2 separate regions of the Homo sapiens genome follow, and region 2 is linked to region 1. Evidence: read pairs that join two places in POLR2A ChIA-PET (ENCODE). Cell type or tissue: A673. All regions are shown on one strand. Each heading gives the region's core, and the rest is flanking DNA. Links, peaks and the distances in the headings are about the cores only.

Evidence for each region. ChIA-PET counts read pairs that join two places held together with the same protein. Peaks named below come from ENCODE experiments on the same cell type or tissue, not always from the same donor. Only the 100,000 strongest peaks of a DNase experiment are listed, where the experiment ranks them.
Region 2: POLR2A ChIA-PET joins it to region 1 with 5 read pairs; 9 of 35 experiments call an interaction of 5 or more read pairs at or near these places.

The regions. Positions count from the first base shown.
Region 1 is chr9:135,975,913-135,981,278 of GRCh38, reverse strand. No RefSeq gene overlaps it. Among named protein-coding and RNA genes, the nearest start is that of UBAC1, 17 kb to the right of the region's middle. In A673, for the core only: no CTCF peak of the experiment used is centred there; a DNase peak (open chromatin) is centred at 1,978; H3K27ac peaks cover 1,626 bases.
Region 2 is chr9:135,909,943-135,915,308 of GRCh38, reverse strand. CAMSAP1-DT (CAMSAP1 divergent transcript) reads right to left here. Exons shown (of 2, transcript XR_007061860.1): 2 at 1-1,905. Among named protein-coding and RNA genes, the nearest start is that of CAMSAP1-DT, 4.8 kb to the right of the region's middle. In A673, for the core only: no CTCF peak of the experiment used is centred there; no DNase peak of the experiment used is centred there.

The DNA.
Region 1 (5,366 bases), core at 81-5,080:
TTACCTCCCTCACCTGTGTCACTGTCCCTCAGCCTGGCAGGGGGCACCCACGGGCCCTGGGCTGCAGACAGTGTGTGTCTGGGAGTGGGCAGGGCCTGAGACTCCGCTGCCACTGCTGAAAGTGCCTGAGCGGAGGAGGGTAGGGGCCAGGCTGTCTGGCCAGGCACCAAGAGAACGCTGTGTTCCCGCCGCCTCCTCGTCAGGGACCAGATCTGAATGCAGCTCGTGTGTCCAGGCCTAGCCATGGTGCCCAGGCCGCTGATGCCAGCCTGGCCATGGGGGGAGGGGAGAGGCCAGAGGAGGAATGGGAATGAGGCACTAGGCTCAGGGACCACCCCCAACCTGAGCCCCAAAACTGTGCTGGGGGGCCCTGCACAGCAAAGTCAGCTGACTGAGGGGGCACCTCTCAGACCCTGCTCCTCTGGGAAGTTCTGGTCTTGCTGGAGGGATGGGGATAGGGGTAGAGGTGGGAGGAGGGAGCCGATTAATTTCCAGGAACCACCCAGCGCAGCCAGTCACCAGCCTTCTCTGTGCCTCAGTTTCCCCATCTCTTAGCAGGAGTGGTGACTACCTAGAGCTTGTGCTGCCAGCCAGAGGTGGGGTCCCAGTGGCCGGCACAGCCAGGTGGGCAGGTGCTGCAGCCACTGTGGGAGTGAGGCCACCCACAGCTCTAGGGAACCCCCCCCCAGCACTCTCCCCGAGTCTGCAGCCCACTCCTCTTCCCAGCCTTGCTGGGTTGCCCCATATGCTGTCTAAAGAGGGGTGCGGGACCCAGGTGCGTGTCCTGCCTCCATGACACAGGGACTGTGTGACCGGGACAGTCCTCACCCACAAACGTAGATGGAAACACCCACCCTGGCCTGACACGGGGGCTCACCCCTATAATCCCAGCACTTTGGGAGCCTGGGCAGGCAGATCACTTGAGGCCAGGAGTTGGAGGCCAGCCTGGCCAACAGCGAAACCCCATCTCTACTAAAAATACAAAAAATATTAGCCAGGTGTGGTGGCGGGCGACTGTAATCCCAGCTACTCTGGAGGCTGAGGCAGGAGAATCGCTTGAACCCGGGAGGCAGAGGTTGCAGTGAGGGATCGCGCCACTGCACTCCAGCCTGGGCAACAGAACAAGACTCCGTCTCAAAAAAAACACAAAGGAAATGTCCACCCTCCTGGGCCAGGCCTGGGTGGCCTCAGGACGGGGGACGGCTGTGGACTCAGCACAGGGACCTGCATGGCCTCAGCACGGGGGCTGGCCGTGAACTCAGCACGGGGGCCGGCCGTGGAGATGGAGATGGGGATGACCCCCATCACTAGCTGGGCTTTGGGGCCAGAGGAGGAGGCAGTGAGGGCCGTGGTCCTGCATTGCCTGCTGGGAGGCTCCGGCTGTGCTGGTTCAGCCATGGGTGTTCCCTGGGTGCCGGGCCTCCCTGGGTGTCCCTGGAGGAAGGGCAGGTATGTCTACCCCTGCCTGGGGTGGTCTGCAGACCCAGGACTGCCCTCCACATAGCCCAAGGTTGGGACAGGCCACCACCGCCTGCAGCTGAGTCCCTGCTGGCCCCCAGGGTCTAGGTTCTCCCAGACGCCCTAGCAGGAGGCCCATGCCACAGATGGGGACCGGGCTCAAAACGCTGTGTGCCTGGATCCTGAAGCCAGATTGAAATCCAGTGTCCTCGTGGTTCATATTCCACGCTCCCGTTTCCAACAATTAAATGGTGTCGTTGTGCCAGGCCAGCCTTCTGGTGGGAGAGAGGAGGGGACGGGGTCCAGGGGAAGGGGGTGGGGGAGGCTCTGGCAGGGTCTGGCTGAGGAAGGAAGGCCACCCCCTCTCCTCCTCCCTGCAGCCGCGTCCCCGGGGGCAGTCGGGTGAGGGCCCTGGGAGGGGCCCAGGCTCTCTGCCTGGCTGCTGCCCCAACCCGGTCCTGTTTCCTGGGCTTGGCTGGCAGCCTCCCTGGCCATGCTGCTGTTGCTGGTTTCCGGCAGCTCGGCTCTGCCCCTGTGTCTGGGGACTCATTTTCCTCCCCGATTGTCATGCCTTCAAAGGGCTCTGTGGTGGTTCTGGTGTCTGGGCTTCCTGGCCTCCCTCTGGTAGAGTTCAGTGACATGTGGCAGGTACCCCAGCTGCCACACCCTGCCCCATGCACCTCTGCTGTCAGAGCTGCTGGTCACGCCCCACCCAGAGCCACCCGGAGCCTCTGCCCTCAGGCTCGGAGGTGTCTGTCCTGACAACTGCAAGCCGGTGCCAGTCTGGAGTTGGAAGCCCGCAAAGTGCTAGTCCTGGTTGACAGACAGGAGATGGAGTCCAGGTGGAGACAGCAGTTTGCCCCCAGAGCCCAGCGCATTGGGATGGGGAACTGACTCCCCGGCCCGGGGTTCCGTCTCCGCTGGTTCCTGTCCCCTGTCCCTGCAGAGGGGCTGATGCCTGGAGAAGCACAGAGAGTGAGGTAGACACCGGGGAGGCCCAACACCTGGACTTACCCCCAGGCCCTCCTGGGTCTGAGAGGAGAGCCCCTGGGGAGGTAGAGAAGCTGGGGCCCTAATAGGGTGTCCAGGGCTACTGAGGGGGGGGGATGGGGGCTGTCCCAGGGCTACTGAGCAGGGGATTGGGGGCTGCCTCAGGGCTGCTGAGGAGGGGATAGAGGCTGTCCCAGGGCTGCTGAGGCGGGGATGGAGGGTGTCCCAGGGCTGCTGAGGGGAAGATGGAGGGTGTCCCAGGGCTGCTGAGGAGGGTAGGTGGGGGCTGTCCCAGGGCTGCTGGGGGGGATTGAGGGTGTCCCAGGGCTGCTGAGGGGAAGATGGAGGGTGTCCCAGGGCTGCTGAGGAGGGGATGGGGGGTGTCCAGGGCTGCTGTGGGGGGGATGGGGGCTGTCCCAGGGCTGCTGCAGGGGGGATGGTGGGGGATGGGGAGTGTCCTAGGGCTGCTGAAGGTTCTGGGGGGTGTGCCAGGCAGGGCTGCTGAAGAGGGGATGGAGGGTGTCCAGGGCTGCTGAGATGGGGGATGGGGGTGTCCAGGGCTGCTGAGGAGGGTGGGTGGGGGGTGTCCTAGGGCTGCTGAGAGGGGGATAGGGGGTGTCCCAGGGCTGCTGAGGGGTTCTGGGGGGGGTGTGCCAGGCAGGGTGTCCCAGGGCTGCTGAAGGTGGAGGTCTAGGGGGGTGTCCCAGGGCTGCTGGCTGGGGTGGTCTGGGGGTGTCCCAGAGCTGCTGAGGGTGGAGGTTTAAGGGGGCATCCCAGGGCTGCTGAGGGGGAATGGGGGTGTCCCAGGGCTGCTGGTGGGGGGGTCTAGGGGTGTCCCAGGGCTGCTGGGGGTGGAGGTCTAGGGGAGTGTCCCAGGGCTGCTGGGGGTGGAGGTCTAGGGGAGTGTCCCAGGGCTGCTGGGGGTGGAGGTCTAGGGGGCTGTCCCAGGGCTGCTGGGGGTGGAGGTCTAGGGGGCTGTCCCAGGGCTGCTGGGGGTGGAGGTCTAGGGGGGTGTCCCAGGGCTGCTGGGGGTGGAGGTCTTGGGGGGTGTCCCAGGGCTGCTGGGGGCGGAGGTCTAGGTGGGTGTCCCAGGGCTGCTGGGGGTGGAGGTCTTGGGGGGTGTCCCAGGGCTGCTGGGGGTGGAGGTCTAGGGGGGTGTCCCAGGGCTGCTGGGGGTGGAGGTCTGGGGGGGTCCCTAGGGGGATGGGGGTGTCCCAGGGCTCCTCTCAGGTAGTTAGCAAATGCTTTCTGAGAAGGGCCAGCAGCCGGCACATGTGAGGACTCTGCAGAAAGGCTATGCGTTCCATGAAAGGGTGAATTTTGTGTTCTTCGAGTCCAGCCTGCACTGCACGGATAGTTCTGGTTTTTATGATTTTACAACTTGACTTATGGAATATTCAGAGGCTCCAAGGCACCATGGGGGCTGGACGCCAACCCACTGCAGAGTGAGAGGGGCCCGAGGCTGGGACGGAGGCCCCAGAGCCTGTGACCTGGGCCCTGGCTGGGTGGTTTCCCCACCGCTGTGTCCCACCTTTGCCCACCACCCCACCCTGCACCAGGGAGAAGGTGCAAGATCCCTCTGCGACCCCTCTTCCTCCCGGGGCCCAGGTTCTCCCAGCTCTCAGTGATGTCGTACTGAACTGACGACAGCTGCGTGCAGAGAAATGCTCCAGCCAAGGAGGACCTCGCCCTCCCGGCCCAGCTGGCCGCAGAGGGGAGCGGGGGTTGGGTAGGAAGCCCCTGTGCCTGCATCTGCCTCCCTCTGCCTCCCTCTGCCTCTCTAGCGGTGACTTCCCGGGAACTAGCAGACTCTGGGGTGCTCCATAAAAGGGCTTCAGGGGTGTTTGTACACCACCACACCCTGACACCAAATGTGTGGATTTTCGACACCAACCAATTCTCCAGGCCTCTGTAGACACAAACGGGGTGTTTAACAACTCAGTTCAATGCCGACACCAACTACCCAGAGTTTGCGCAGACCCCAAAGGCAGGCTCAGTCCCACAGGACTGCCCCCACCTCAGCTGCCAGTCCCCCGTTGGGGCCACCGCTGCTTCTGACCGACCGGCTATAAATCGAGGGTTCCCACAACCTCCTCCTCATTTGCTAGAATGACTCACAAAACTCAGGAAACAGTTTACTTACTGCTACCAGTTTATTACAGAGGATCAGCTCCAGAACAGCCAGATGGAAGAGATGTCCAGGGTGAGGTGTGGGGTGGCCAGGGCCTCCGGGTCCTCCCTGGGCACGCGTTCCTAGCACCCGGATGTGCTCATCAGTTCGGAAGCTCCCTGGACCCCATCATTTAGGGGCCTTTATGGGGGTTCTATTAAATAGGCATGACTGACCAAACCATCAACCACTAGGCACTGACTCAACCTCAAGCCCCTTCCCCCTCCCCAGGGTCAGGGGGTAGGGTTGAAGATTCCAACTCTCTAACCAGTGGTTGGTCCTTCAGGATACCACCCCCACCCTGAAGCTGTCTAGGGGCTCCCAGCCACCAGCCATCTCATCGGCATCCCAAAGGCAAGCTTGTCACTCAGGGATTCCAAGGGTTTTAGGAGTCTGTGCCAGGAATCCTGGACAAAGATGGAATAGATATTTCTTATTATCACGCTATTTAAGAATTCGTGGGGGGCATTCAGCTTTAAAAAGGTAGGAAATTCTGGCACACACTCCAGCCTACACAATACTCCGAGGTCCATGGATGAACCTGGAAGACATTACGCTAAGGGAAAGGAGCCTGTCAAGAGGACAAATACTGTATTTGAGGTCCCTAGGGTCATCAAGCCCCTAGCGACAGAAAGTAGAATGCCGGGTGCCAGGGGCCAGGAAGTGGGAACAGGGAGTTAGTGTTTAATGGGGACAGAGTTTTCGTTTTGCAAGATGGGAAGTTCTGGAGATGGACGATGGGGATGCT
Region 2 (5,366 bases), core at 208-5,207, 66 kb after region 1:
CTTTACTTTGAAACATTCCCTGGTGTACCCAGCCCTGACCAAGGGCTGTGTGGAGGCTGGAGTGTGCAGGTGCAAGGGGTGGTGCCCTGTGCAGGAGGGTGGCCTTGGCTCCTGGGGTGCACAGGCATGGCCTCTCTGCAGGACCTGTGCTTCCACTAGGAGGCTGTGGTGGTTACATGCTCCTGAGTGTGTCTGGGGAAGGAACTCAGTAACTAGTCACCATGTGTATATGTTTCCTGCAGCTGCTATGGCAAATTACCAAAAATTCAGTGGTCGAAACACAAGCATTTATTCTCTTACAGTTCTGAGGTCAGAAGTCTAAATTATCTCACTGAGGTAAAGTCAAGGTGTTGGCAGGGCTGGCTCCTTCTGGAGGCTCTAGGGTAGGGGAGAATCTGTCCCTGCCTTTTCCAGCTTCTAGGGGTCTCCACATTCCTTGGCTTGTGGCCCCTTCCTCTGCCTTCAAAGCCAGCATCTTCCCTCCTCTGACCCCTGCTTCTGTGGTCACATCTTCTGTCCAACTGTGAAGCTCCTACCTCCCTCTCATGATCGTGATTATATGGGACCTACCTGGATAGCGCAGGATAACCCCCCATCTGAAGGCCCTTCACTTAATCCCATCTCCAAAGTCCCTTTTACCAGGTACGATGATTTAAAAGATGGCATCCCCTCCAAAATTCATGTTGAAACTGAAAGTTGTCAGAATCAAAACAGAGTGACTAATGTTAAGAAAACCCTAACAAATAGAGCTAGGGAAGGCCATGAAGAGAGGGTCCATATGCCCGATAACAAAAACTATCACAAAAGACCACAAAACCCACAACCTTGCACAAAGGCCATTGAATTTTTTTTTTTTTTTTTTGAGCCCAAGTCTTGCTCTGTCGCCCAGGCTGGAGTGCAGTGGTGCAATCTTGGCTTACTGCAACCTCTGCCTCCCGGGTTCAAGTGATTCTCCTGCCTCAGCCTCCTGAGTAGCTGGGATTAGAGGTATGCATCACCATGCCCGGCTAATTTTTGTATTTTTAGTGAAGACAGAGTTTCACTATGTTAGCCAGGCTGGTCTTGAACTCCTGACTTCAAGTGATTAACCCACCTCAGCCTCCCAAACTACTAGGATTATAGGCGTGAGCCACCACACCTGGCCAAGGCCGCTGAAATCTTACACAAGAAAATACTTCTGCAAGGATACCTGCCCAGCAGCTACCTTCCAAACTTGGACCGGTGTCTCCCTTGCTATTAATCTTTGCAGTCAAGAGTATCATTTCAAAATGATTATGTAATCTTCCTTTCTTCCTTTAAAACTTTTGTCTTCCTTGAACATGCAGTTACCGTAATATACGTGTTCCCGTTGCAAGGCCCTATTCCTGAATAAATATCTCTTTAGAGAGCTCCTCTGTCATTTAGGTTAACTAACAACAAACTTGGTCCCCATTGTGGTGAAAGAAGAGGTGGGGCCATTTCGGACTAGGTCACGAGGGCTCCTCTTATAAAAGAGGCTTCCTGTGGAGTTTGGCCTTTTCTTGCCCCTCTGTCCATCCCACCTTGTGAGGACACAGCATTCTTCCCTCCAGAGGAAACAGTAACGAAGTGCTCTCACCAGACACAGGACATGCCAGTGCCTTGATCTTGGACTTCCCAGCCTTCAGAACCATGAGAAACAAATTTATATTGTTTATAAATTACCCAGTCTGTGGTATTTTGTTACAGTGGCACAAATGAACTAAGACACCAGGTAAGGTCACACATTCACAGGTTCCAGGAATTAAGATGTGGACATCTTTGTGTGTGTGTGTGTGGGGGGGGGTGTTGCTGTCACTGCACTATTTTGCTAGTGAGGAGTCCAGGGGCCTCATCCTGTTGCTTGTAGAATAAGCCAATGTCCACTTGGTGGGAACCTCAGGATGTCTAGGAACAAGATGGGAAAAGCAGGGCAAACAGGATGAGTTCTCCTCTTGTGCTCTCTGTGGGCAGGTGGGAGCCCCTCAAGGAATATGCCCATCCAACTCCTCCCCAGAAGGCTGGGCCCTGGAGTCACTGGAGCTGTGCCTGAGCAGCTGCTATGCTTGTAGGAGAGTTCTGAGCACCTTCCCTCTACCTTCATTGTATCTAATAATGCTGTAACCTAGTCTCAACATTAAAAACGAAAAAAAGGGCTGGGCGCAGTGGCTCATGCCTGTAATCCTAGCACTTTGGGAGGCCAAGACGGGTGGATCACGAGGTCAGGAGATCGAGACCATCCTGCTAACACGGTGAAACCCCGTCTCTACTAAAAATACAAAAAATTAGCCGGGCGTGGTGGTGGGCGCCTGTAGTCCCAGCTACTTGGGAGGCTGAGGCAGGAGAATGGCGTGAACTCGGGAGGCAGAGCTTGCAGTGAGCCGAAATCGTGCCACTGCACTCCAGCCTGGGCGACAGAGCGAGACTCCATCTCAAAAAAACAAAAACAAACCAAAAAAAACCCGAAAAAAAGGTCAGCCTGTTTTGCTCTAACAAAAATATTTTTCTCTTTTTCTTTTTTTTGAGTCAGAGGGTCTTGTTTTGTCACCCAGGCTGAAGTACAGTGGCACAATCCCGGCTCACTGTAGCCTCGACCTTCTGGGCTCAAGTGATCCTCCTACCTCAGCCTCCTGAGTAGCTGGGACCCCAGGTGCACACTATTGCTTCCTTCTATTTTTTTTATTTTTTGTAGAGGTGGGGTCTTATTTTGTTGCCCAGAATGGTCTTGAACTCCTGCGCTCAAGCGATCCTTCTGCCTTGGCCTCCCAAAGTGCTGAGATTACAGGTGTGAACTACCACGCTGGGCCAGAATTAGTTTTTTTTTTTGTTTTGTTTCGTTTTTGAGATGGAGTCTCCCTCTGTCTCCCAGGCTGGAGTACAGTGGCACGATCTTGGCTCACTGCAACCTCTGCCTCCCAGGTTTAAGCAATTCTCCTGCCTCAGCCTCCTGAGTAGCTGAGATTACAGGCACATGCCACCACGCCCAGCTAATTTTTGTATTTTTAGTAGACAGAGTTTCACCATGTTGGCTAGGCTGGTCTTGCAGAATTGGGTTTTATAATAAGCAATGAGAAGCATTATAGCAGCCCTGATAATGAAACTTTAATGACATAGAGACTTCTTCCTCTTCTCCTTGTGGTTTGTCCTTTAAGCCTAGGGGGACCTCTGGTCCCTGGACTCTCCCCTCTCCCCACTGAGGTCTGGCGTCAGCATGGGCCCTCTCACATGCCCTCAACTGTTCTGCCCTGGTCAAAACAGCCACTGTCTAGGCCCCACCTTCATCCTGTGTTCTTGGTGAGTGGACATACACCTGAACCACCCAGTCTTCCTGTCCACTTAAGGGATGTCCCCAGAGAGGCGAGAATACCGCCCCACATCCAGCCCAGATAACTATCTTGGGCCTTCTGTGCCTCCAACCTGCCGTGCCTCTGCCCTGCCCTTAACCAGTCATAGGGCCACCAGGGGAAAACCAGCCAGGCTCCCATCCCAGCCCAGCCCAGCCCTCCTTCAGTCCTGCACCCTGCTGCCTTCTCTTCTGCTGCTACAGGAGGAAAAAGGGTCTCTCTGCTGGGCTCCTGCTCAAGGGCACACGACACCTGCTCCCCATCATCAGATCCTGTCTACTGCATCACTCCAACGGGCACCTGTCATCACTCCATCTTAAACACGCCATTCCGCACCCCATGCCTCTGTCTCGCTGCTCTCCTTTACAGCAAACTCAGGGACAGAATGCAAATACTCATCCTCGGAACTCCTGCCTGTCTTTTGTCCCCACCCATATCTCATCTTGAATTTGCACATGCTGTGGGAGGGACCCGGTGGGAGGTAATTGAATCATGGGGCAGGTCTTTCCCATGCTGTTCTCGTGATAGTGAGTAAGTCTCACGAGATCTGACAGTATCATATTAGGGGGAGTTTCCCTGCCCAATCTCGCTCTTTGCCTGCCGCCATCCACGTAAGATGTGACTTGCTCCTCCTTGCCTTCCACCATGATTGTGAGGCCTCCCCAGCCATGTGGAACTGTAAGTCACTAAACCTCTGTCTTTTGTAAATTGCCCAGTGTCGGGTGTGTCTTTATTAGCACCGTGAAAACGGACTAATACACCACCATTCCACAAAACCTGCACTCGCCAAATCTGAGTTAGCTCCCAGGCCATAAGCTGGGGACCCCTCTCCTGGCTTCTCACCTTTCAGGCTGACTACTCCCAAGTGCTGCCCCTAGGCCCAAGCACCATGCCTCGACTTCCCCTCCACCTGAGCAATGGCTCCTTGGCGCCTCCTCCTGTCTCACAGCTCTAAAGGCTCTCTCTGTGGTGACAATTCCCAGTCTCCAACCTGGGCCACGCCGGTGACTTGCTCATCCAATCGCCCACCAGCGTTTCCATGAGGAGGCCCAACAGGCATCTGAGACTCAACACAGCCAAAGCCACAGCCCAAACTCCGCCGGTATTATATTAGGGGGAGTTTGTGGGAGATACCTGGTGGGAGGTAAAATCCCTGTACCACCCTGCCTCGACCTTTCCCATCTTGGTTAAGGATAACTTTCTCCTTAAAATTGCTTACGCCCAAAACACTGTAACTTAAATAAAACGGACAAATTCCTCTAAAGACACAAACAGATGATCTGAATAGACCTACAACAAATAGAGATTGAATTAATAATCAAAATAAGTAATCAAAAAAGCCCAGACCCAAATGGCTTCAATAATGAATTCTATGAAACACTTAAACAATTAAAGCTGGGTCCAGTGGCTTGTGCCTGTGATCCCAGCTACTCAGGAGGCTTGAGGTGGGAGGATCAGTTGAAGCCAGGAATTGGTGACCAGCCTGGATGATACAGTGAACAGCCATCTTAAAAAAAAAAAAAAAAAAAAAAAGAGGAACACTTCCAACTCATTTTATGAGGCCCAGTAGGACACTGATACCGATACCAAAACCAGACACAGACACCACAAGAAAACTTCAGACCAGTATCTATGATGAATATGGATAAAAAAAATCACTCAACAAAATTGTATTAAACTGAATCCAGGAAGACAGATACTCCATGACCAACTGGAATTTATCTGAACGCAGGGGATAAGTGTCTTTTCAATATCTGAAAGTCAATTAATGTAACACACCACATTACTAGAACAAGGAAAAAAACCCATGATCATCATCTCAATGGATGTGGAAAAATCATTTAACCAAATCTGACACGTTTTCATGATAAACACACTCAACAAACTAGAAATAGAAGATACTTCCTCGGCTGGGCGTGGTAGCTCACGCCTATAATCCCAGCATTTTGGGAGGCCCAGGGGGGTGGATTACTGGAGGTCAGGAGTTCAAGACCAGCCTGGCCAACATGGTAAAACCCCATCTCT